4 separate regions of the Homo sapiens genome follow, and regions 1, 2 and 4 are each linked to region 3. The links are chromatin contacts, found by Hi-C or POLR2A ChIA-PET in ENCODE. All regions are on one chromosome and are shown on one strand. The core of a region is the stretch at or near the end of the contact, and the rest is flanking DNA. Distances in the headings are between cores, read along the strand shown. Region 1 holds the start of HIVEP3 (HIVEP zinc finger 3). Region 2 overlaps HIVEP3 (HIVEP zinc finger 3). Region 3 holds the start of FOXJ3 (forkhead box J3). Region 4 overlaps HIVEP3 (HIVEP zinc finger 3).

Region 1 (6,118 bases), core at 2,179-4,678, 420 kb before region 3:
ATAACCAAGCCTCTTAAAACTTGAAGTAAATGCAGAGGCCTGAAAGAGGGTATAAAATTTCCTCCAATGATCAAAATTCATAAACTGTAGCTCATGGACTTATGACCTTTCTCTTGATTTGCCATCTAGGTCCCAACTGGATAAGTGAAATTATGTAAATGTGAGTTCCAGATTGTTGTGGTATTATCCTAATACCTATCAACTACATAGCATGTTACTAAACGTATCTCATTTTTCTTCTCAAGATAGTTCAGTGGTCTTGGTAAGGTTATGATGGTTACACCTACTTTACAGATAAGGAAGAAAATTGGTCACGGGCTTTGGCCAAGTCTGACCCAGAATGCTAGTGCTGCCTGTTGATACAGCCAGTGTTTTCCAGCCCTGCCCGCCTAGTGCATCTGCAGATTTGTAAATACACTTTGACTCCACAGGAAACAGGATGGAGAACAGCATGTCAGGGACTCCTTGATGGGCAGGATGGAGGGCAAAAAAGAGCCTTAAAGACATTAGGGAATTCACAGAGTAGGGAGTGAGAGACAAGTTAAATGCTATCCAGTTGTCACACAGCTTTCTTAATGTTATCTTTCATCAAATCATGTCCTAGAACCTGCCAGGACTTCAGACTAAATGCATCTTCTTCTTGCCTGTACCTTTCACACACTAAATGTCTCAACAGCTCACTTGGCAAGGACCCAAAGGCAGCACACACTTCTCCACTCCAAGGAGGGTGGCTGCCACTAAACACAATGGGCGGAGACAGCTCAACAATAGTGCCAGTTGAGCACATCTTGATCCACTGCCACAGAGTTCACAGTAGTAGTTGGCCCTCAAAGCAAACCCACTGGGGTGTTGAGGGCAAAAAAACAATCTTAGCCTTAAGGGGCCAGACTTTGCCATCAAATTAACAAATCTGCCCAACAGCCCCAGGCTGAGGCGCTCAGGGGTGTGACAGGAGGGCCCCTGTTAACAATTCTGTATCCTGTGGGTGCCTTAACTAGATGGAGTGGAGAGGAAGCAGAGAGCTAAGTGTCACACCACCCTCTCCTCCTGCCTGCAGGTGTCTTAGTTGGACAGCTGTCCACCTTCCTTGCAAAAAACTCCCACAATCTTTAAATGCAACTATGTAAAGGGCCTCCAGCCTCTGCAAGCCATCACAACTTTAAAGAGCATATGTCAAACAGCTCAGACGGCATCTGAGGTCTATTCTTCAGCCCCACAGTATAGCCCAACCCCAGAGCACAAGTGACACCCTAGTGGACAGGAACTCCTCCCTACACTGGCTGCTCAGCAGGACCATGAAGAACAGCTGGGACCTGGCCTATTACCTTGGCTTCAGGATTCATTTTCTGCCTGGAATTGGGAAACTGGAGGCCCTGCAGGGGTCCTTCTCCTGGGTCCAACTGTCTCCAGGGTGCAAGAGGGGTGAAATTACCAAATGAAAGTTCAGATAAGCAATTACTGGCTGAAAGAGACACAGGAGGGTCTTCAGATCAACACTGACCCAGAGCTAATACCACACTGTCCTCAGAGGGACACACGATCACTGACCTGTATTCTTCACATTTAAGTTGCTAGAATTATTCCTCCTTGCCCCCACTCTCTCCCTGCCCCCAGCATACACATAATTACATAAAGACGTCTTAAACAACTGTAGCACCCAACTTCTTCAGTCTGGGGGAGAGCCAGGAGATGGTGGGGAGCTGTTTGGGCACACGTCTGATCATTACATAATCACACAAACATGGGCTGGAGAACACTGCCATGCAGATCAGTTCAGCAAACACCTCATTCTCCCTCTTTCCTCTTCCCTCCCCCCGTAACACCCAAAATGCACACCAGAGTTAACAAAACCGAAGCACTCCAGGTAGCCAGTGGGCACCTGGCTGCTGTGGTTACAATGCCAAGGGCTACCAGAAACGTCAGCGTATACCAGAAAGAGGGCCAGGGTGCTGCTCACCCAGCGACCAGATCTGCAGACCCTCTTCCTGCAACCACTGCCCCCGAAGTTCAAGGAAGGGCCTAGCCACAGAAATATTCCTGACCTGCAACAGAAACCAAACCAGCTACGTTAAAGGAAACCAATGCCGAGCCTCCAAGTTCCTCTGCACCACTGCCACACTCAGGAGTCCTCAGCAGCCTGGACAATATCATTAGGGACCATTCGGCACCATCAGTGTTTCCATTTAAAAGATAGTAAAATGTGGGGCATAACTTGGAGGGGACACTCTCTCTGCTAGCAGGGAGGCAAGAATCCCCTATAGAATAGGAGTTTGGTTTGGGTTTGGTTGGGTCAGGTTGGGGGTTGGGAAATGATTTTGCTTTAGGAATATTTTCAGGGGGCTAGGATTAAGGGGGAAAAAGAAAGCTATCCCCTCTGTCTCAGCAGCCAGCATCATACGAATCTCACTCTCAACCAAGCAGGCTACTGCAGTCCGCCTAAACAATCCGGAGCAGCAGCCAAGGCAGCACAAGAAAACGCCGGTGCCACGGAACGCGATGCCTAAGCCCCCCAGCCGAGGCTCCTATGGAGCCGGCCGCCAGTGCGCGGGTGCAGAGCCCAGCAGAGCCTGCTGCAAGCAGCGCTGGAGCGCACGGCGCGCATAGGGTTACAGCCCCGCCGCCGCCGCCGCCGCCGCCGCCTGTGATTGACGCGCGGGGGTCACTTGAGGCTCGCGCCGCTCCCCAGCACCAGGCCGAGCAGCGCGCTCAGCCCACCGGGGGCACTGGCCGCCACGCGCAGCCCACCCGGCCGGCCCCTGCGTCTCGGCAGCCGGACACCTTGCCTAAGAAAGGCATACACAAAATGGAATCGCAGCTCGCTATTCTGCTTCGCGGTGCGGCCTCAGGCAAAAACACAATCACAAGGTAAAATACAGCGCAAGGAATCCATCCGCCGAATAAAAACCCAGAGTCCCCTACCTTCGGCCTTGGGATGGCAAACTGGTCCTGTGTTCTCTGACCCACGGATCCAGCCCCTTCTTCATGAATTATTCCGGCCAGGCAGGATTTTGTGCATTTTTTTCATGAACACCTGTTTCAAGTAAGGGGTAAAGACCTTATTGAAAGAATTGTCCTTAAAAAATAACCTGTGCATACGTATGTCCATCCAGGCATGCATGCGTGTTTGTATACACACATATGCACACGGAATAGCCATGTACATTGAAGCACCAAACTAGGCAGCTGGATAATGGGAGAGTCGGCTGGTTGTGAGCATGCTCGCGCCGGGAACAGATCCACCCTCTGTTATTCCTCTGAATAAATATAAATCACGATCAGAAACCCAAACAGAAGCATCCCTCTTGAATTCGTGCTGCTGAAAAACACGGAATAAATTCAGCCTGCAGACACAGAATCTAATCAGCAGCTGTTTTCTGAATCCAGAGCCAACCCATGCCTCGCTTGTCTTTTCCACTAGGAGTCCAGACCTTTTTTGAAAGGGGGTTTAACCTTTTAAAGACACAGTACACCAATTATCACTTCGGAATAGCTGTCACTCCCAGCGCAGGAAGCCAGTCCCATGCCTAAAGGCACAGTAGGCTTGCACACAGTGATAAGGATTTCATTTATTGGTGCTTTTTAAAAAACAACATATATGTATAATATATGTGCATATATATGCACATATATATGCACACATATTATATATATATACGTGGAGAGAAAAAATGCAAATGCAAGTCATAAATATTTATTGCACTGATGAGCTTCTCAGTACTAATTGGCACGTTATGTAAACACTATGATCCTTCACTTCTGAACACCCATGTTCACGGGTCAGACGAGACAGGGCACTCTTGTCAGCAAGCGTGTCACACCTCACCAGCCTCTGGCTGCAGATCAGGGGCCGGGGAGCCTCAACAGTGCCTGAAGGGAGTGGGGTCTCTGCACCTGAGAGCTCAACACGGGCACTCCTTGCCCTGCCCTGCCTTGCTCTGCAGTCTCAGGGTCCATGTCCACAAATCAAAGAATAGTTCTGGCACTATTTCTAAAGTCGAACATAATCCAGAGCCACATCGCATTCCAAGACATACTTTCTTTCAACCAGAATCAGGAATCAGAACTACCACCTGAACCTTAGTTAGAGTCTTTACGATTCAGACTTAGGCCCTTCTTCAAGATTTTGTTATTGAGTTCTGTTGTTTTGTTTTTCACTTTTCTTTTAAGGGTCAGCATGGAGGTATGGAGGTAGAAAAACAGGGTAGGGGGAGAGACAACCTCCAGCCTAAATTTTTTTGAAAAAAATTATTCTTCGAGTACTTCAGCCACCCAGATGGTGTTTACTGCAGTTTTGTTCTGGCTTTTAAAGAGGTAGCGCTGAGAAGAAACAAGAGTCCTAACCTTGCTCACGTGTGTTAAGAAGGCAAATGTCTTTGACAGTTTCTTTTTCACCCCAGCCCCAGAGCTCCAGCATGGCGCTGTCTGCTCCTCCGCTGGTTCCCGCCTAAGAGCAGCGGCAGTGGCTCACCTCGGGAGCTACAGGGGCGCTCCTACAGCCGCTCCAGCATCACAGCCCATTCCCTCCCTTGCCTAGTCCTGCCAGGCAAACCGTGAAAACAAGTGCACTGTCACCCTCCCACCTCATCACAGGCGCTCCTGTGTGGACCCCTCCCAGCGACACACACACACTCTCTTCCTTCCCCTCTTCCAGGGCCCTTTGGCAGAAAATTATCATATTTCATGTGTCATCGCCCAAGCAAGCTGGGTCCATCACTGATTGGCTGGGCCCTGGCAGCCGGAAATGTCACCAGCCACACAGCGTGGAGCTGGCTCTCCCGCGGCCACCACAGACCTGAGCCCAGGAGGCTCTGTGACAAGGCACAGACCTACCACAGAGAGCCTGTCACTCTCTCCCTGGTCCAGCCCCTGCCCCCTGCTTCTCCATCTACCCAGCCCCCCGGGGAATAGGGGCTGCGAGGGGATGGTGAAGGAGTCTCAGTGACATTCCTATTTTCCCAGCATGTTTGAGAAGAAACTAAAGATGTCTCCAATCAGGTTTATAAATTTGGAGAACTTGTTTTTGACAAAAACATTCTGTCTTCACACTAAAAAAAAATCAGTAAGACTGGGTGAAAACAAGATGGTTTTTTTTTTTTTGTTTTGTTTTTTACCCCAGGAGAGTTTACTAGATGCTGCTGTTTATTTCCCATCTAACATCTCAGGCACCAAGGTATAATCATGTCACAGGGCTGTCCGATAATTCAGAAGGTGATTCGAGTCCATCCTCTTACCTTTAAAGAGAACAGCTCCAGAAAATGAGGCTTTGTAACTTGGCTTTGCAATGTATCATGATGCCACACAACTTTTTAAGGGTTAAATGATCTTTGTAGTGACCAACATGAATCACTTCAGCTGTAATTTAATCTTAGTCCCTCCTGCTGTATCTTCAGCAGGCTTAGTGTGACTCACCATTTAAGTCTCACCTTATTCTGTTCTCCTGAGTAAACTAAACTCTATCTCTCTGTCCTTTTCAGTAAAAGTTTTTCTCAACCCTTTAATTATGCTGCTTTAAAGAAAAAGCCTCCCAGAGTTACATGAGTCTGGAAGGTCATTTGGTCCATCTATCCATATGATGTGTCAGAACTCTCCACTATTTCCATACGGGGGCTTTTGGTTTGGGGAATGGTAAATTCACTGGCAATGCTGGGAACCAGGGAAAGATGCCATCAATAAAGCAGACATTTTGAATAATATGGGAAGATACAAAGTAGATGGGACATGGGAGGAAAAACTAATTAGTACTGATAAACTCATGATTCTGCAAAGACCCTGATATGGTTTGGCTGTGTCCCCACCCAAATCTCATCTTGAATTGTAGTTCCCATAATCCCCACATGTCATGGGAAGGACCTGGTGGGAGGTAATTGAATCATGGAGGCAGGTTTTTCTCATGCTGTTCTTGTGATAGTGAATAAGTCTCATGAGATCTGATGGTTTTATAAAGGGTAGTTCCCTTGCACACGCTCTCTTGCCTGCCACCATGTAAGATGTGCCTCTGCTCCTCCTTCACCTCTGCCATGATTGTGTGGCTTCTCCAGCCATGTGGAACTGTGAGTCCATTAAACCTCTTTTTCTTTATAAATTGCCTGGTCTCAGGTATGTCTTTATTAGCAGTGTG
Region 2 (5,670 bases), core at 2,323-4,822, 440 kb before region 3:
CTCCTGGGTTCACGCCATTCTCCTGCCTCAGCCTCTCAAGTAGCTGGGACTACAGGCACCCACCACCACGCCCGGCTAATTTTTTTTTTTTTTTTTTTTTTTGTATTTTTAGTAGAGATGGGGTTTCAACATGTTAGCCAGGATGGTCTCAATCTCCTGACTTCGTAATCTGCCCACCTTGGCCTCCCAAAGTGCTCGGATTACAGGCATGAGCCACCACGCCCGGCCTAGCCCAGCTGATTTTAAACAGTCTTTACTAAGACATATCTAAGCCCTTCTTCTCAAGAAGAGTGTTTGCAGGTGAGTGTGGCCGATATGTGAGGAGAGAGGAGAAGGAGGAGAAAGGAAGGCCTATCCAGAGAGAAGAGAGGGACAGCCCAGCTGAGAAGGGGCCAAAGAGGGGGAAAAAGGAAATAGAACCTAAAGTGACTGAGGTGTTAGGCCTTGTAGAGAATAAGGGCATCATCAGATGTGAGCCAAGGAAATGATTCAGATCACACCTGACAGAATAAGGAGGATAAATTAGCTCCAGAATCAGTTATCACATACCTCATGTACCCCCCAACATACACACCATATACCTCACACCCCCCACACACATACCACACACACACATGCCCCCCACACCACATACCTCACACATGCGCACCCCCACATACCTCATACACATACCAAACACACACACACCACATACCTCACACATATACCACACACACATGCCCCCATACCACATACCTCACACACACACCACATACCTCACACACATACCCCACACACGTACACCATATACCTCACACACCACATGCCACATACACACACAAAGACCACACATGCCACACACACACACAAAGACCACACATGCCACACACACACCACATACCACATACACACACCACATACCTCACACGCTACACACACACACACACACCACACAACACATACACCACACACACCACACATACGCCACATACCTCACACACCAAACACACACAAGCACCACACACACACCCCCCACATACCTCACACATCACACACACCTCCATATACCTCACAAACACACATATCTCACACACACACACACCACATACACCACACACCCCACACCTCACACAGTCCCACCCCACATCCCCTGCTACACACAAACTCACACACTTTAAAGTGTGCTTTGCATTCCAAGTCTTTGCTGGGAAACCTTAGTTGCAGCTTTACGTGGCTGGAATATCAAAAGGCAGGAGTTGTGGAGTCACTGACAATAACATCATCCACCTTCTCAATGTCCCCGACACTGCCACCTCATTACCCAAAAGCCACTGCCATTCCAGACCTACGCAGAGTCTGAAGGGCAGCACCCCCTTCTCCTTGGGACTGGAGGGACACCTTGCCTCAACTCTCCTGCAGGGCCTGAGGTTAAACTCTCCTGTATTCCACCATCAAAGGACAGCATGGGGGACTCTAGCCCTTTTAATGGGCTGCCAAGAGCAAAAATTCACGCATTCTAGAGTATGAAAGCCCGGCAGGGTGGGCCTTCATTTCCCATATGTTAGTGTGTATCGATGGAGAGGGTAGGGAGCCCTGTGGGGAATGAGGGCACCCATTGTCCCCTGCAGAGCAGTTGTGGATGGAGCTCCTGTAGGAATAACGGACTCTGATTACCACGGTGACACTCCCAAGGTGATGGCTCTGGATAGGGTTTGCAGTCTCCTTTATACTCATCACTCCCATCTAATCCTCACAAGAACCCTGCTCCCCACTTAATGAACAAAGAAGCAGGCCTAGAAAGGCAAGTGGCTTGCCCGGAATTAACAATAATAGTTTAACCATAATAACATTGCCCCATCTGCTCACCATCCAATGAACAACTCAAGTGACAGCACAGTGGTTAAGAGAACAGATTCTGAAACAGATGTACCTGGTTCAAATCCTGGCTCGGCCAATGACTAGCTTTGTGCCACTGGGCATGTGATTCAATTACCCTGTGCCTCAGTTTCCTTGTCTGTAAAATGGGGATGATGATAGTCCCTACCTCATGGGTTGCTGTGTGGTTTAAATAAATTTTCACATGTAAATTACTTAGAACCAAGCCTGGAATGCTCAGTCAGCACTCCTTAAGTGCTGGCTGCTTTGGTGCAGGCTCTGAGCACAGAGACAACCAAACATAGCACCTGCCTCCAAGGTACTTACAGCCTAAAGGGAGAAACAGAAAAGTGAACAAGAGCTAGGGTAGAAAAGATGCTCGGGGCACAAATGAGGGACCTGGAATCCAGGAAGGGCCTGATTCCTGGGCCAAGTGACAACTGGGTTGAGTTCTGAAGAGCCACAGTACAGGCACTGTGACAGCCCTTATTTATGTTTTCCAGCTTTTATTGTAGATTCATGTGCAGGTTTGTTACCTGGGATTATTGTGTGATGCTGAGGTTTGGGAGATGAATGATCCATGGCCCTTTTTATATAGTTTGTCATTTAATCCTTGGACCATTTTACAAATGAGGAGCCTGAGGCTCAGAGAAGTTAAGCAGCTTCCCCCGGAAAACCAACTTGGTAAGTGGTGGAGCTGGGATTCAAGCCCACATTTGTCTGATTCCAGAATCTTACTCCAAGTCTGGGCAAGGCGTGGGCTGGCCAGGCAGCTGCCTGAAGGGCAATTGTCTATAACCCTGGGGTCAGGGGGATGAGAAATGTGAGGCCTGTTAACCCAGGTCTCTGGGCAAGCTTCCTTATATAACCTGCACATTGTCAACGCTCCACTCAGGCAGCTCTCCCATTCCTTACTACATAATTATTAGATAATGCATAAGGGAGAGGTTTGAATGACTAGCCTGCCTGGGAGGCTGCCTCTCTACGGTCCTGCTTCCACCACACGGGAGCCCTGAAACGAGCAGGCCAGCTGGAGAGGTGGCCAACACATTCCTCACCCAGAGGCTCCGGGCTCCCCAGATGGCCACTGCCACCTGACCACACAGAGTCACTTTGCCAGAAGGACTGCCCTGCTTTAGGCCTGATCTGATCTTTTTCCAGGAAACTCGTCTGGTGTAAGATTTATGTGTCCAAACTTGCCAGCCTTCCCCTTTCACCCTGGACTAACAGGGACAAGAATTCTAATCAATGTGCAGGAACACAGAAAAAAAACAGGGAAACAGCAGGCAGGCCCAACCCCAAAAGCCCCAAACTTATTTCCCAATTTTGGGTTGCACATGTATTTCTACTCACATAAGACAGTTTGCATCCAACTGGGGGGAATTTTGAGTTTCAATTAAACTTTGCTAAAATACAAAACTCATTTCCCCTTAACTGTGCTTCCTGACAATGAAGTGGTGGTGTCACGGGGCAGAAGGGCTGATGGTGTGGGTTACCACAGCAAGGTCCATGCTGCAAAGACGGGCTGCCCCTCCTGCTCTGGGAGTCAACGCTTCCTGGGTCCACCAGGCCCAGCATTTCCACAGGCTGTCATCGGTGTGTCCCCAGCACAGCACCTAGCTAGATCTCAGCAAATGATTTGAATGTGTGGGGCTCCCTCCAGGTAAGAAAGGAACCCCTGCTCACGGCACTCCCCAGAAGTCCTTGGTAACTCACTTTCTCTTTCTGTTCTGAACATCCATTCGGGCTGGTTTAAAGCACAGCTCGCTCAAGAGGCAGCCCTCCAGAGGAGATCGGGGTTAATTACGTTTACTGACAGCTGTCTTCTTTCTCCTACAGTCACTTCTTCCCATGTCCTGATTTCATTGCTTGTGAAAAGAGATGGCCTTCCAATGGGAAAAGGCAAGGAGTAAAACTCACGAGAGAAAGCGTCCTGGAGATTTTAAGGAGAAAGGCACATCGGTTCTGCCAGCACAAGAGCTGCCTGTTTCCCTATCAGATATCAACACTCATTTAGTGCAAGGGTGAATATCACCTTTCTATTGAAAAGAAATAGAGTACCCTAGGAAAATAGCTTGCATCAAAACAAGAGAAAAGTAGGTTCTGAACCAGAACTAAAATATTTGGACACCGAAGCTGTGACTACTGATGCAAAGCCATTAACCCATAAAAACAAACATTCAAACAAGACACTGCATAGCTCTCTTTAAATGAGTCCAAACACCAGAGCTTTATCTTAAAACAAATAAACAACAACAACAAAAAATTCCTTTCCCCATCCCATCTCCACCCACCCACTAGGAGTAAAACATATTGCTAGCTCTGAGACTTTTCTAAGAACTTGGTCAGAGACACTGAGCGGCTGGTCAATATATTTCTTACAAATGGGGCTTTGAGAGCGGAACTAGCAGCTGGGTGCCAAGAACACAGTGGCTCTGCTCACATCTCACATATGCCCAGACGCTCTGAACCACAGCCTACCACTGCTGCCACAGGTTCAAGTTCTGAAACCCAAAGAGAGCACAGAGAAGGCAGGAAGAGAAGAAAAAAAGACCCAGATGTTGCAAATCAGAATAAGTGCTGAGTGAGGCAGTATCATGACATGGCAACGATAAATGTTGAACGTTGGCTCTCCTCTTGTCAGCTGACCCCTCTGCTCTGGGACCCTTCACACTGTGACTCCAGTTAAATCAACCAGCTGTGCCTCCAAGAAAGGCAGCATGGGTCAGTGTGGCTGCCTGGACTCTGCTGCTGACAGCTGCAGAGAGAAACTCAAACCAGCCACATAGCCTGGCCCACCTTATAGTCTGAACGTGCCCAGCCAAAAAGAAGAAAAGAAAACAGCTCAAAAAACAGCAAAGGCTGGGTACGGTGGCTCATGCCTGTAATCCCAGAACTTTGGGAGGTTGAGGCGAGCAGATTGCTTGAGCTCAGGAGTTCAAGACCAGCCAGGGCAACATGGTGAAACCCTATCTCTAAAAAAAAAAATGCAAAAATTAGCTAGGGGTGGTGGCACACATCTGTAGTCCCAGCTACTCGGGAGGCTGAGGCAGGAGGACAGCTAGTGCCCGCAAGGTTGAGGCTGTAGCGAGCCATGTTCGTGCAACTGCACTCTAGCGTGGGTGACAAAGCAAGATCTCGTCTCAAAAAAAAAAAAAAAAAAAACAGAAAAGCAAAAAACCCACAGCTGAGAAGCCTCTGGCTCAAACCCACATACAGAAGCTTGTCGGCTGCTGTGTGTACACATACCAGCCACCATGATCCTGGCCTTCTCTGACCATTGGTCTGTAAGGAAATAAGGTGATAAGTGGGAACTGGGCTCTGAACCCTGGAACTGAGAAGTCAGGCTGCTGCAAAACTCTCCAGGATATTAATCCCTCTCTCTGCCCAGTGGTTTTCAACTGGGGGCAGTTTAGCCCCCCTAGGGAACACTCATCAATGTCTGAAGACATTTTTGGTTGTCACATCTGGGGGTCAGGGGGTTGCTATCGCTACCTAGTGGGCCCTGGTAGAGGCCAGGTTTGCTACTATACCTCCTACAATGCCCAGGACAGCTCTCACAACAAGGAATCATCTGGCCCAAAATGTCAATGGTGCCAAGGCTGAGAAACCCTGCTCTAGAGCCTAAGAGTGCTGGGCTCAAATTCTAACATCACTGCTGACTAGCCCAGGGGCCTTTGTATAACTTACTTCACCTGTCAGAGCCTCAGGTTTATATATATGTGTGTGTGTATGTGTTTGTGTGTGTGTATATAGATATACATATATATTTATATTCATATATACATATTTTTATATATTATATATTTATATATT
Region 3 (5,941 bases), core at 1,744-4,243:
CTCCCAACACACATCTACTGATGTGTTTTACTAGCATCTATATCCCTGGTCAGTGCAAAATCTACCTTTCATCTAACCGTTCATTGTATATGGGAATAATTACATGCATAAGGTTAAGCAACTTGCCCAAAGTCCCTTCTGATTTTAATACCTTATTATGAAGATTTAATGAATTAAACAAACGTAGGCGCTTAGAATACCTGTCATACAGTAAGTAAATGTTAGCTATTATTTTATTCCTACAACCACTATCTTATATCAGACCCTCATCAGCTTATTCCTAAAATTCTCCATAAGCACTCTAATCAGTCTCTCCACTCCCAGGACACTCAGCTGAAACAAAAACCTTCCTCAGGAACAAGATGCATCATCTTACTCTCATTCTTTAGAACCCATTGTGGTACCCTATCAAACTAAACCCTCTATCCTTGAAAGATCCTCCATCAATACCCCCTCACCAATCCTAAACTCATTTATTATTATTCACCAACACAGATGATCTGACAGTCAAGCTCCTTGATATCATTTGTACATTGCCACTTCTCTCGCTTTGCACAGGCCCCTTCACTCTCCTGAAATACACCTCTTTCCCTTTGGAAATTTGTATCTTTCTCAAATGTCCCTTACACTTTTGACCTTGGTTGTACTGTTATCCCAAGGAGAAGTTTGATGCAGTTTGATAATTCTGAATGATGTACATGTTTCCCGAACAGAAAAAGAAACTCTGTTCTTTCGATATAAGTTGAAGCTTTCCAAGAGACCACGTATCTTATTCGTCTCTTCATACAGACTTCACACATAGATAACTCGGTACTTTACAGAAGTACACAAATGCTGACTTACCAAAAAAAAACAAAAAGCCTCAGTATGTATCAGAACAACATTCTCCATTTTCCACTGCCCCACCCATACTTAGCATAATGAAAAAATATAATCTAAAATCTATATTTAAATATTTTCATTCTACATAGAAGGAAAGGGAATATACGAACTGTACCAGATAAAAGGAAAAAAATGTCAAAAATATACTCAAAGAATGTACAATGTGAAAAAGTGAGAATGCAGGCCACTTTGGAATCTAGTAAGTGACTTTGAAACATTAAGTTTTTTTATTTTACCCAAACTAATGAACAAAAAAGAGCCAAAATAAACACGTTCTAGCCTCATCCAAAAAAAATCTAATGAAAGCATGAGAAACTTCCCAGTTTTGTCCTCGGCAGCACAAAACCAAGAAGATTCACCTCAATTCTGAGACACAAAAGCAAAAAGAGAAATCCTCCTATTTATCTAAGAAACTAAAAAACTTAATCACGTCTATATAATATATACCACTCAGAAAAAGAGAGGAGTTACTGCTTTTCTATAAATATTTGCTAGGGACCAGGAGGAATAGGCTTCTCTCACTGTTATTGCGGGAACAATCTGTGGTCTCAAAACAGCAAAACAGAAGATGGAAACCCTAATCTGGAAGAGACATTAAGAAAAAAACTACTCAAACCATGTTTCAAACCAGTTTCAAAAAAAGAGTGTGCAATGGGTACTCAACAGAGTAAGAGGAAAAGTGAAGTAAAAGAGCTTCTACAAAATAAGTGACTAGGTGAAACTAGTGCTGCCTTGTGAGAAAAAGAGCTATGCATATAACGCTCCTATGACATCACGCTTTTTCACTGGGAAACAAAATAGAAGGAAGAAAACACACACAAATAAATCTCAGAAAAAGACCAAAAAGGTGCCCACCAATCTCTAACTCCTTCAGGAATTAGAGTGAATGGCTCTAACTCATTCAGGAATCCAACCAGGGACAACACAGACGTGGAATGCACCAACACGGAATAGTAAAACCTTTGCTAACCAGACACACAAAAAGTAAAACAGAGAAATGAAAACTATACACCTGAATGCATCGGTAGCAAGCGCTTATTCTCTATAATTAAGCAACAGAGAAAAGAATAAGAGCAGCTAATGGAAGAGGAAAAAAGATGTTAATGAAACTAAGCCCTGTTATGTCCCCTACTGGCCTCAATTTCAGAGTACAACTCTCGATTCTTCATCTAACCAACAGCCGGCCTCGGCAAAGCAAACTGACCCTAACACCTTCCACGCCACCCGGAGGAAATCACAGAGGAAAAACCATCCCGTTAACCTCCCTCCTCACCAGCTGCAAAAATGGAGCTGGGAGGGGGGGCGGGAGACACTCTACCACGTGGGCAGGATGCAACACACACAGGACAGCAACACGTCCGCATGGAACGGCTGCCTTTGCCCTAATCCCAGCAAAGGACACAGACACAGGATGGGCGGGAACGCAAGCACCCTCGCATGGGCCTCCTCTCCCCAAAGGGCCACTCCAAGGCGTGAGGTACAGCCCGCCCTGCCGGCAGAAAAGCGCCCCCAAGCTTAAAGGGAAGAAGCCGCAGAGTGCCGGGGTCGGGGGCTAGCCCAGGCCAAGGGACAGGTCATGGAGGGAAGGAGACGGTCGCTGCCCTCGGACTAGGCGCCCCCGGGATCCACGTCTGGTTCCCCGGTGCCCCGCCTGGGGGAGGGGCGGGAGACGCGAAGCCGCTGCTTCCCAGCTGAGGGGCAGCAGCAGCTGAGAAGCGCCGCGGGGGAGGGAAGGACCCAGCCCTCGGCGTCCGCCAGGCCCCAGCCGGGGCCCAGGCCCCCTGCCCCACCCGCCGCCCACCCCGCAACGCGGCTGCGGCTGGAAGAGAGAGGGCGTCTCGCGGAGGACAGCCCCTGCCTCCGTCCCGGGAGATGCCACAGCCCCGCCTCCTCGCCCGCCGCCCAGGCCCGGCCGCCCTGGCGGGGGGCACTTACCTCAGGCTGCGCAGGCCGGGACGGCCCGGCCGAGCCCCCGGCCGCTCCGTGCGTCTCCGCCCCCCCGGGAAAGGTCCCAACGGTGCCTACTGCGAGCGGTCGAGGCCCCGAGCAGCCCCGAGAGCGGCGGCGGCAGCAAGAGCAGCCAACATCCGGGGCCGCGCACCCGGAACTACTTCCCGACCCGCATCCCCCGCCCGCCCTCGCCGCCACCGCCTCCTGCGGCGTCGCTGCGCCGCCGGCCCGGCGTCAGCGGCGTCAAGTCCCTGCGCGGTCACGGTCGCTTCGACGCACGCAGGATCCCTCCGCTGGGACAAGTAGTGCCCTGAGACTCCCGAGGCTCTGCATCGGCGCAGCCGGTGTCATCTAGCGGCCGGCAGTTCCGAGCGACTTGGGGTCCTTGTGCCTCGGAGTGGCGTCTGGGAGCAAAGGCGGCGGAGGCAACCCCGCAGTTGAGGACAGTAGGGATCGGTGGCTTTGGACCCTGCCCACGGATACCTGGGGCCCCATGCCCCGAAGGAATGGTGCCTTCTGCCCTCCCCCGCCCCCCAACATCCGCCACCTCACCGAAGCGCCCGGCACCTTAGCCTCCTCTCCAGGAAAGCGGACGCCTTTTCCGACCTGGCACACCGCGGATTCCGGGACCCCCAACAAAGGCGCCTTGGACCTTCAGGACACCCCTCTTTTCAGAACTTCATGAGTCCCAGGTGCTAGACTCATGTCTGCGGAGGCCTTTCCCGTGCCTGGTCTTTCTTTCTTTCTTAAAGGAGTTGGACCTCTAAAGGCCCTTCTAATTCTCAAGGTAGCTACCCAGGTTATGGTACTACTATCAGTAGGTGGAGCGTTTAGAAGGGTAGTTTGGTCGACGAGTGAACTTTGGAATTTACTTCTACGTCAGTCTTCACTGATTCTTTCTCTAAACTATTAGCACTGATAATCTGCCCTATAATTTCACACTTAATTACATTCCAGTGTAGTATTTGCTGTTGCTTCATTCGCGTTAGTCACATATTCCCCTGCAGCGCCAAACACGCTTTTGAACTCACAATGGGTGGCTCAATATTTGGAGACTTAGATATTTGTTAGATGAATACTAGGCTGATTGGATGAGAGGAAAAGGAGAGGCATGAGTGAATTGGCCCTGGGTACTTTTTTGACATAGTCTCAAAGGGTTCAGATAAAGACCTCCAGCAGATCTGAGCACACAATTCCTTCAGTAAACATTGAACACCTGCCGTTTGGTCAAGCATTTCTAGGCACTGGAGATTCAAAGTATTCACATATTCCTTTTCTTTATAAGACTAGCAAGATTCTGAAGATTCATGTACTCATTCACTCAACAAATATTTGCCAATCACTACTAAGGTTGCCAGACACTATTTTAGTGCTTGGGATGTATCAGTAAACAGAAGAGAGAGAGAAAACAAATACCCTTCCCTGTTGGAGCTTTCATTCTAATATAAGGAGAAAGATGATAAATGTAAGAGAATTATGTAATATGTTAGAAGGCATATGGGGAAAAAAAAATACACCAGGGTAAGGGGTATGAGGAAAACTGGAGGAAGGGGGTTTGCAATTTTTTTTTAAGAGGGAATCCTGCTCTCCCGCCCAGGCTGGAGTGCAGTGGCGCGATCTCAGCTCACTGCAACTCCCGGGTTCAAGTGATTCTCCTGCCTCAGCCTCCTAAGTAGCTGGGATTACAGGCGCGCGCTACCACACCCGGCTAATTTTTGTATTTTTAGTAGAGATGGGGTTTCACCATGTTGGCCAGGCTGGTCTCAAACTCCCGAACTCAAAAGTGATCCGCGCTCTTCGGCCTCCCAAAGTGCTGGCATTACAGGCCTGAGCCACCGCGCCTGGCCTGCAATTTTAAATAGAGCCGTCAGCATGGGCCTCATTTATAAAATGACTTTAAATCGGAGACCTGAAAGAGCTGAGGGAGTCAGCCATGCAGTTGTCTGGGGAAGAGTGTCCCAGGCAGAAGGAACAGCTAGCTGGTGGAAAGGCCTGGAGACAAAAGCCTCGGGAAGTGTTAAAAATAATGAGAAGGCCAGGACGGTTGGAGCCGTGAGCAAATGGGAGCCTAATGAGGAGATAAGATCAGAGAGAGGGGTCTCAAGTAGGGAGCTGTAGGAATCTTGGCTGAAACAGAACCACTGCTGGGCTTTGAACAGAGGAGTGATAGGATCTGACTCGTGCTTTCAAAAGATCACTCTGGCCGCCGTGCTAAGAGCAGAACTAAGAGGACAATGGTGGAAGCCAGAGGCTCCATTACCCAGGTACAGAATGATGGCTTGAACTAGATAGTAGCAATGAGTAAGATAAATAAGATGCAGTCTCAGCCGGGCACAGTGGCGCTTGACTGTAATCCCAGTTATTAAGGAGGCTGAGGCAGGAGGATAGGATCACTTGAGCCCAGGAGTTCAAGTGCAGCCCGGGCAACACAGCAAGCCCCCATCTCTAAAAAATAAATAACGTACAGTCTGTCTATGGTCTCCCAACACTTAGGCAGAGGCGGAAGATTGCGTGAGCACAAGAGTTCAAGACTAGCCTGGGCAACATAAGGAGACTGTCTCTACAAAAATAAAAAAATTAGCCGGCAGGGTGGTGTGCATCCTTGGTCCCAGCTATGTGGGAGGCTGAGATGGGAGGATTGGGCCCAAGAGGTCAAGGCTGCAGTGAGTTGTGACTGCGCCACTGCACTCCAGCCTGGGTAACAGAGTGAGACCCTGTCTTTAAAAAAAAAAAAAGAGAGAGAAACTAGACTTAGCTCCAAGTCTGGAGCTTTTGGGGTTTTCTTCCTTTATAAAAATTTTTTAACTTTATAGAAATGGGATCTCACTATGTTGCTCAGACTTGTCTTGAACTCCTGTTTAGCACCACCTCTTACAAGTGTTGGGCAGCTCCGCTTCTCTCACTTGTCTGGAATTCTAAGGCACTTCCCTGAAGTGCTCATCCTGAGCTAATATGGGATAGGGCTGGAGAGAGAACAGAGGTGGATAGCTGCCAGAATGAGGTGGGAAGGTGGGGATCAGCAGCCTTTGGGAAGGAAAGAAGTATGAGTCCCAGGGTATTAAAAGGTGGAGGGGCAATAAAATTTATTACATATGGGATTCATACTAAA
Region 4 (5,874 bases), core at 1,305-3,804, 490 kb before region 3:
TCATTTCTTCACTCCTTGCCTTCTTTCCACACTTTCAGACCACATGGCATTGCTGTCAGGATGCTTGGCTGCCTCATATCCGCTTGTGGTCGGCCTCGGATCTGGCCTCCCCTTCCCTCCTGAGCCACATTGTCTCGTCCTTACCCATAAATGGCACCCTGATTTTTTAGGACCTGCTTTCTAATTCATCAAGAACATTTCAGATTTATCACCATCCTCCTAGGGAGGCAGCATCTCCCTGTGCAAAGAACACAGGCTTTGAATCCTACTCTCTACCTCTCCGAGCCTCAGTTTTCTCATCTATAGAATGGAGTCAATAATACCAGTATCAGGGATCCATGGAGAATAAATGACACAGTGAGAGGAAGGACTCTGCCCAGTGTCTGGCACATAGCAGGCACATGCTAGGAAGGGTAATATGCACAATTTAGGATTACCTACGAATCTCAGTCAGTCTGCGAAACAACAATAGCAACTAATCAAAACACCATTTCCTGATGGGATTAAAATCAGAAAGAGCATCTGATCAGAGAGCAGATATCCCACAGTGTTAATAGCTGACAACTGGACCAAATTATCTTCTTTCAAGAAGGGTGTCAAGGATGTCAGGGGGTTGGGGGTCCAGGAATAGATCCTCAAAATCTTCCAATTGACAATATTCATCAATTTGCTGTGTGACCTTGTCAAGTTTCTCTACCTCTCTGAACCTCCAGTTCTTGGTCTGCCACAGGGATGCCAGCCTTGACCTGTGATTTCCTCACCCTATGCTACAGGGTCCACAGAGGAGGGAAGGTGGAGCCCTGAGAAGGTCTCTGGCCTCCTTCTCCTCCCACCTCCCCATCCAAAGCAGCACCCACCTCTGTTACTGGCTCTACATATCAAGAGTACAGGTGATCTTTCCTTTGAAGAAGAGCCTCTGGTGGTTTCAGAACTTGCAAGACCATTGTCCCGATGATTGCTGGGGTTCCTTCTGGTTCTAAAGACCTGCAGTCCTAAGTTCTCAGCTCACTCTCACGTACTGAAAACAGACAGGACTCTGCAGCAGCAACTGGTCTCAGCTCAAGCATCACTTCCTCCAGGAAGCATTCTTTGACCCAGGAGATGAAGGTAGGGCCACCTGTGGGCACCCCCAAGGCACCTCCTTTCTAAGTTGCCCATAGGAGGATTCCAGGGATGGAACTAACAAATCGCAGGGCCCAGGGCGTGAGTACTCTGGAGTGGGGCATGGGATGCTCTGTGTGTGTGACTACACATGAGTGAGGTAACCACTCACAGCCCAGATTAATGGCCACGCCTGGGGTCCAGAGGACCCCAAGTGAAATGCAGCCTGGCTGGCTGTATGTCACAGAGGATTTTTCCTAATCAAGGAGGGAAACAGAGTAACGGTCTACCTTGCTTAGCCTTGTAAGCCCCCGGTGACCACCCTGGATGCAAATGACCTTGCCCAAACTATTAAACATTCAAACCCTCCTTCTCTTATTTTATTCTCAGGAGGGTTTAGAGCCTCACTGTCTGCCATGGTTGCCACTAGTCCTGTGTGACTATTTAAATGAGATACAATTTAAAACCCAGGTCCTTAGCCACACTGGGCATATTTCAAGTGGCATAGTGACAGAACTGTATCCCATCATCTCAGGAAGATCGACTGCACAGTGCTGCCTAAACTGTTTGGGAATCCTGAGCCTGGCTCTCGTCGCGCCTCCTTTTATGAATCAGTTTGCCACCGTCCCCGCCTCTTTGTCACTTGTTCCTGAAAAACCCGGACTGGGTTGAATAGTGTCCCCCCAACGTTCACATCCACCCAGAGCCTCAAAATGTGACCTTATTTGGAAATAGAGTCTTTGCAGATATCATTAGTTAAGATGAAGTCATATTGGAATAGAGTAGACCCCAAATCCAACATGACTGTGTCTTATAAGGAGAGGAGAGACACATGCATGGATTCACAGAGGGAGAAGGCCATGTGATGACAACAGAGGCCGAGACCTGATGACATCTCTACAAGCCAAGGTCACTAAGGATTGCCAGCAACCACCAGAAATTAGAAGAGGCACAGAAGGATCCTTCCCTAGAGACTTTGGAGGAAGCATGGCCCTGCTGACACCTTGATTTCAGACTTCTGGCCTCCAGAACCATGAAAGAATAAATTTCTGGTGTTTTAAGCCATCAGTTTGTGCTAATTTATTATGGCAGCCACGAGAAATTAATACAGGACCCCATCACGAGACCCTACATTCTCATCCAACTCTCTCCCTCAAAGACAGCCAGGACCTTCAAATCCCTTGGATATTAACCCCTGGCCAGTGACACCCACGGAGCCCATCAGATCCTGGCCGTGCCAGCCAGCCAGTCACTGGACGACATAACCAGAGGAAGCTTGGCACTGGAAGGAGGCCAGGCATGCTGGGCTGGTGAGGCTGCCTAGGAAGGAGCCAGGAGACTCAAGTAGAGCACTCAAATTCCATAACTTTCTCTCCTTTTAATTTTAAAACAATATCAGAAGGGTTCCCAGAAAGCAACAAGCCCCAGGCCATCCAGTCAGTGGTTAAACAGTGGAGCCTGATCACTTACTTTATTAACTTGCTAAATCAAAGGGCTGTTAAAGTCTCTGTCCGGTAATAAAATGCAGGAAGGAGCTGAATCACCCACCTATTAGTGGCAGTATTGGTGCAGTTAATGACTGTAGCCTGGAGGGCCGTGCAGACAACAACAAAGCCAGCCCTGCGTTTCCACCTACAAACCCCACCACTTCCTCTGCCCATCCCAGTGCCCCCAGCACACCTGCCCACACACACCTGTCTTCAAGAAGGCTGCATCAGAATCTGTGGTGGCTTGATTTTTAAACACACCCAGAATTTCTCCTGTCAAATACACTTCCATCCAACTCTTCCAGGATCCCACCTCCATGACCCCAAACAAAAACAAAGAAACCAAACATCCAGAAACGCGGTGTTTATTAAATCAATTCTTTAAACAGGCAGCCAACACCAAGTTTTGACAATGCATTACAAACAGTGCAAAGCCTCCGGAGCCGAATGCTCTGTGAATATCAGTGCAGCACTGATAAGCTGGACCCTGAACCAGTATCACCCTCTGACCACACAGAGCCAGGAACAGCCCTATTTATTTTCTTCATTCCACCTTCTCCTGCCACTTTAAAATGGGGGAGAGGGGAACGGCCTGTGTGCTGTTCTTCCAGAAGCTGGTGGAAAGACATGCCCAAAACCGCTGACTTCGTCCATGTAGCTTATCAGCAGGGCCATTTTGAACAAGTTATCTAAGCTCAGGGCCTCAATGTCCTCACGCGTAAGTGATGGCTCCAGAGGGAGTGTTCTTCTAAGACCTGGTGAGGTAAGTGTGCTTATGAGTTTGGTACATCATAAGTACTGCATTAATATTCGTTGTTGGCTGGGTGGGGTGGCTCACTCCTATAATCCCAGCACTTTGGGAAGCCGAGGCAGGTGGATCACTTGAGGTCAGGAGTTCAAGACCAGTCTGGCCAACATGGTGAAATCCCCCCATCTCTACTAAAAATACAAAACTTAGCCAGGCGTGGTGGTGTGCACCTGTAGTCCTAGCTACTCAGGAGGCTGAGGCAGGAGAATTGCTTGAACCCAAGAGGTGGAGGTTGCAGTGAGTCGAGATCACAGCACTGCACTCAGCCCGGGCAACAGAGAGAGACTCCATCTCAAAAAAAAAATTCACTGTTAATGATTATGATGAATAATGCACCTAGTATATAGTAAGCACTCAATAATAACAGCAATAAAGTGCTGTTATTATTTCTAAAGTAACATCTAACAAAACCAGGCTCCAAGTGCCATAAAAACTCATTATTAAATCTTTATAACAGATGCAACTCTAAAACTATCCAAATTAAACCCTTCAGAATATTCCCAGGACACCCAGAAAAGATTGAGCCTGAATCCCCCATTGGCACTAAAAACAGGACCCACAAAGGAGCCTCGAAGTCATGTGGAGCCAGGTTTGGCAACTCACTCCCCACTGTCCCATTACTGGCCCCTCATAAAGGCTTCCTGATTTATCACTGCAGTAGGACTGAACTCTTCCACCAGGAGGTTTGCTCCATTATGCTCCATTACTCTGGCCTCATTTGAAAGCAGCCTCTGGGGCTTTATCCATGCCAATCAGGAGGTCTTGGTGGAAAGAGCTCCACGTGCCCCTGAGATAACAGAATGCTAGCTTCCCACAGCTCAGACCCACTGAGAATCCTGAAGAAGGAGCCCAGCATGAGTTCATTCTCCTTCCCAAGAGAAAAGAGAGCAGAAAGAAAGAAAAGGAAGCAGCATTCTTTCTCATCCCTCGAGATGGTGAAGCTCCTTTTCATTTGCTTCTGAGATCTGCAAATCAGGTGGCAATTTTAGCTCTTTTTGCCCCCCGCTTCTTGCTAGAGTATCAGAAAGGCACTAAGGCCAGCAGCCTCTTTCTTCATCAGCAATTAGATCTATGGCTAGGATCTGTCTACCTGGCACTGACCTGGGGTAACCTCAGTTCCAATCTCTGCAGCTTTCCAGAAATGAGGCTTCAGTGTGGAGAAAGATTTTTGTTTCAAATAAAGGCTTTTCTTACGCTCAAAAGCAATGTACCCTGGAAATTGTTGCTGGGAGGACAGGAATGCAGGATGCAGGCCCTCAGCTGTGAAGTCCTCCCCTCCGTTCCCCGTTACCAAGCACCTCTACTTCCTCCCTAAGACCTGAGGAAACGCTAAAAGCAGGCACAAGCAGTACACAGCAAATCCCCACATTTCACGGCATATGCGCCTTCCCAGATGACTGCATGGATACACTCCATAACACATTGTTAAAGTGATAATTAGCGATAGACTTGTTATGAATATTCCAAATACAGTTTCTCTCTACAACAGTTGATGGAGACAAAGGACATCACACGAAATGTAAGAAGTAACAGAGGGATTTTTGTGCATATATTTTTAAAAGGTCCTGGGAAAATAGCATAAATCAGAAGTTGATTTCAACAAATTAAACATTTCAGGACCCATTTCCAATGAAAGATGCATGGGCATCAGTATTTCCTCCGCAATGCTTAGGGAACACGCCATCCTCCCACAAACTCCAGTAAAGAATGTGAAACCCAATTCCAGAAGCCACTCTTCTGTTGCCCTGTTTCACAGCAGCTAGGAGTGCTAAAGACGGGTAGTTTAAGAAAAAAAAAAAACAGAGGAAATGCTGAGGAATAAGGAAGAAAGTAACTACAGCCAACGTGACTCACCCTTTAAAAGTAAAAGAGAAAAGGCTTCTATTCATGTTTAACATTTCTCCCTCTAAATGAAATTTCTGGAGGCCCCAACTCTGCCCCCACACCTTTACACACATTCTGATTTTTTTTATTATACTTTAAGTTTTAGGGTACATGTGCACAATGTGCAGGTTAGTTACATATGTATACATGTGCCATGTTGGTGTGCTGCACCCAGTAACTCGTCATTTAACATTAGGTATGTCTCCAAATGCTATCCCTCCCCCCTCCGTGTGTGGGGCCTCCACAACAGGCCCCAGTGTGTGATGTTCCCCTTCCTGTGTCCATGTGTTCTCATTGTTCAATTCCCTGATTTTTAAATTCACAGTGATTTTGCTCCACATGGGACAATGTTGATACCAATGACACACTCCCTCCTCTCATTGCCTGCTTCACCAGGGTGGATGAAAGACTTCAGGCAGCCAAACTGAGGATAGTAAAGAGGGGAGGGAGCCTCTGACACCAAGGAACAAAAGAAGGAGACCCAGCCCCACCAAGTCCACCTCCACTGCAAACTGAGAATCAGTTCAGCCAAGGGGCATGGAAAACAACAACCCCTTCAGGGCTGAAAGGGAGCAGCACACTAAACTAACAAGG

Evidence for each region. A loop is a pair of places that touch in the nucleus more often than their neighbours do. ChIA-PET counts read pairs that join two places held with the same protein, here RNA polymerase II (POLR2A). Pooled maps may share reads with other maps.
Region 1: a map of CD4-positive, alpha-beta T cell shows a loop between it and region 3 (2.8-fold over the local background). The contact joins the promoter of HIVEP3 here to the promoter of FOXJ3 in region 3. A Hi-C loop is called at or near these places in 2 of 168 maps with a recorded cell type or tissue (CD4-positive, alpha-beta T cell and CD4-positive, alpha-beta memory T cell) and 9 of 50 pooled maps.
Region 2: a map of CD8-positive, alpha-beta T cell shows a loop between it and region 3 (2.7-fold over the local background). The contact joins the enhancer-like site here to the promoter of FOXJ3 in region 3. A Hi-C loop is called at or near these places in 2 of 168 maps with a recorded cell type or tissue (CD8-positive, alpha-beta T cell and naive thymus-derived CD4-positive, alpha-beta T cell) and 7 of 50 pooled maps. POLR2A ChIA-PET finds 5 or more read pairs at or near these places in 1 of 52 experiments (CD4-positive, alpha-beta T cell).
Region 4: a map of PC-3 shows a loop between it and region 3 (6-fold over the local background). The contact joins the enhancer-like site here to the promoter of FOXJ3 in region 3. A Hi-C loop is called at or near these places in 1 of 168 maps with a recorded cell type or tissue (PC-3). POLR2A ChIA-PET finds 5 or more read pairs at or near these places in 1 of 52 experiments (B cell).

What each region holds. Positions count from the first base shown.
Region 1 is chr1:41,915,494-41,921,611 of GRCh38, forward strand. HIVEP3 (HIVEP zinc finger 3) reads right to left here and starts at 3,429. Exons shown (of 9, transcript NM_024503.5): 1 at 2,920-3,429. RefSeq lists silencers at 2,365-2,659, 2,711-2,760.
Region 2 is chr1:41,888,124-41,893,793 of GRCh38, forward strand. All of the region lies in intron 1 of HIVEP3 (HIVEP zinc finger 3), which reads right to left. Among named protein-coding and RNA genes, the nearest start is that of HIVEP3, 28 kb to the right of the region's middle. RefSeq lists a silencer at 1-200 and an enhancer at 3,334-3,633. Within about 2 kb of position 3,573, at least 28 of the 41 ENCODE cell types and tissues checked have a DNase peak (open chromatin) inside an H3K27ac peak, as active enhancers do; they include CD4-positive, alpha-beta T cell and CD8-positive, alpha-beta T cell, where a contact is called at or near this core.
Region 3 is chr1:42,332,242-42,338,182 of GRCh38, forward strand. It overlaps FOXJ3 (forkhead box J3), which reads right to left and starts at 2,994. Exons shown (of 13, transcript NM_014947.5): 1 at 2,818-2,994. RefSeq lists an enhancer at 1,969-2,926 and a silencer at 2,511-3,030.
Region 4 is chr1:41,838,402-41,844,275 of GRCh38, forward strand. All of the region lies in intron 1 of HIVEP3 (HIVEP zinc finger 3), which reads right to left. Among named protein-coding and RNA genes, the nearest start is that of HIVEP3, 78 kb to the right of the region's middle. Within about 2 kb of position 2,555, at least 4 of the 41 ENCODE cell types and tissues checked have a DNase peak (open chromatin) inside an H3K27ac peak, as active enhancers do; they include PC-3, where a contact is called at or near this core.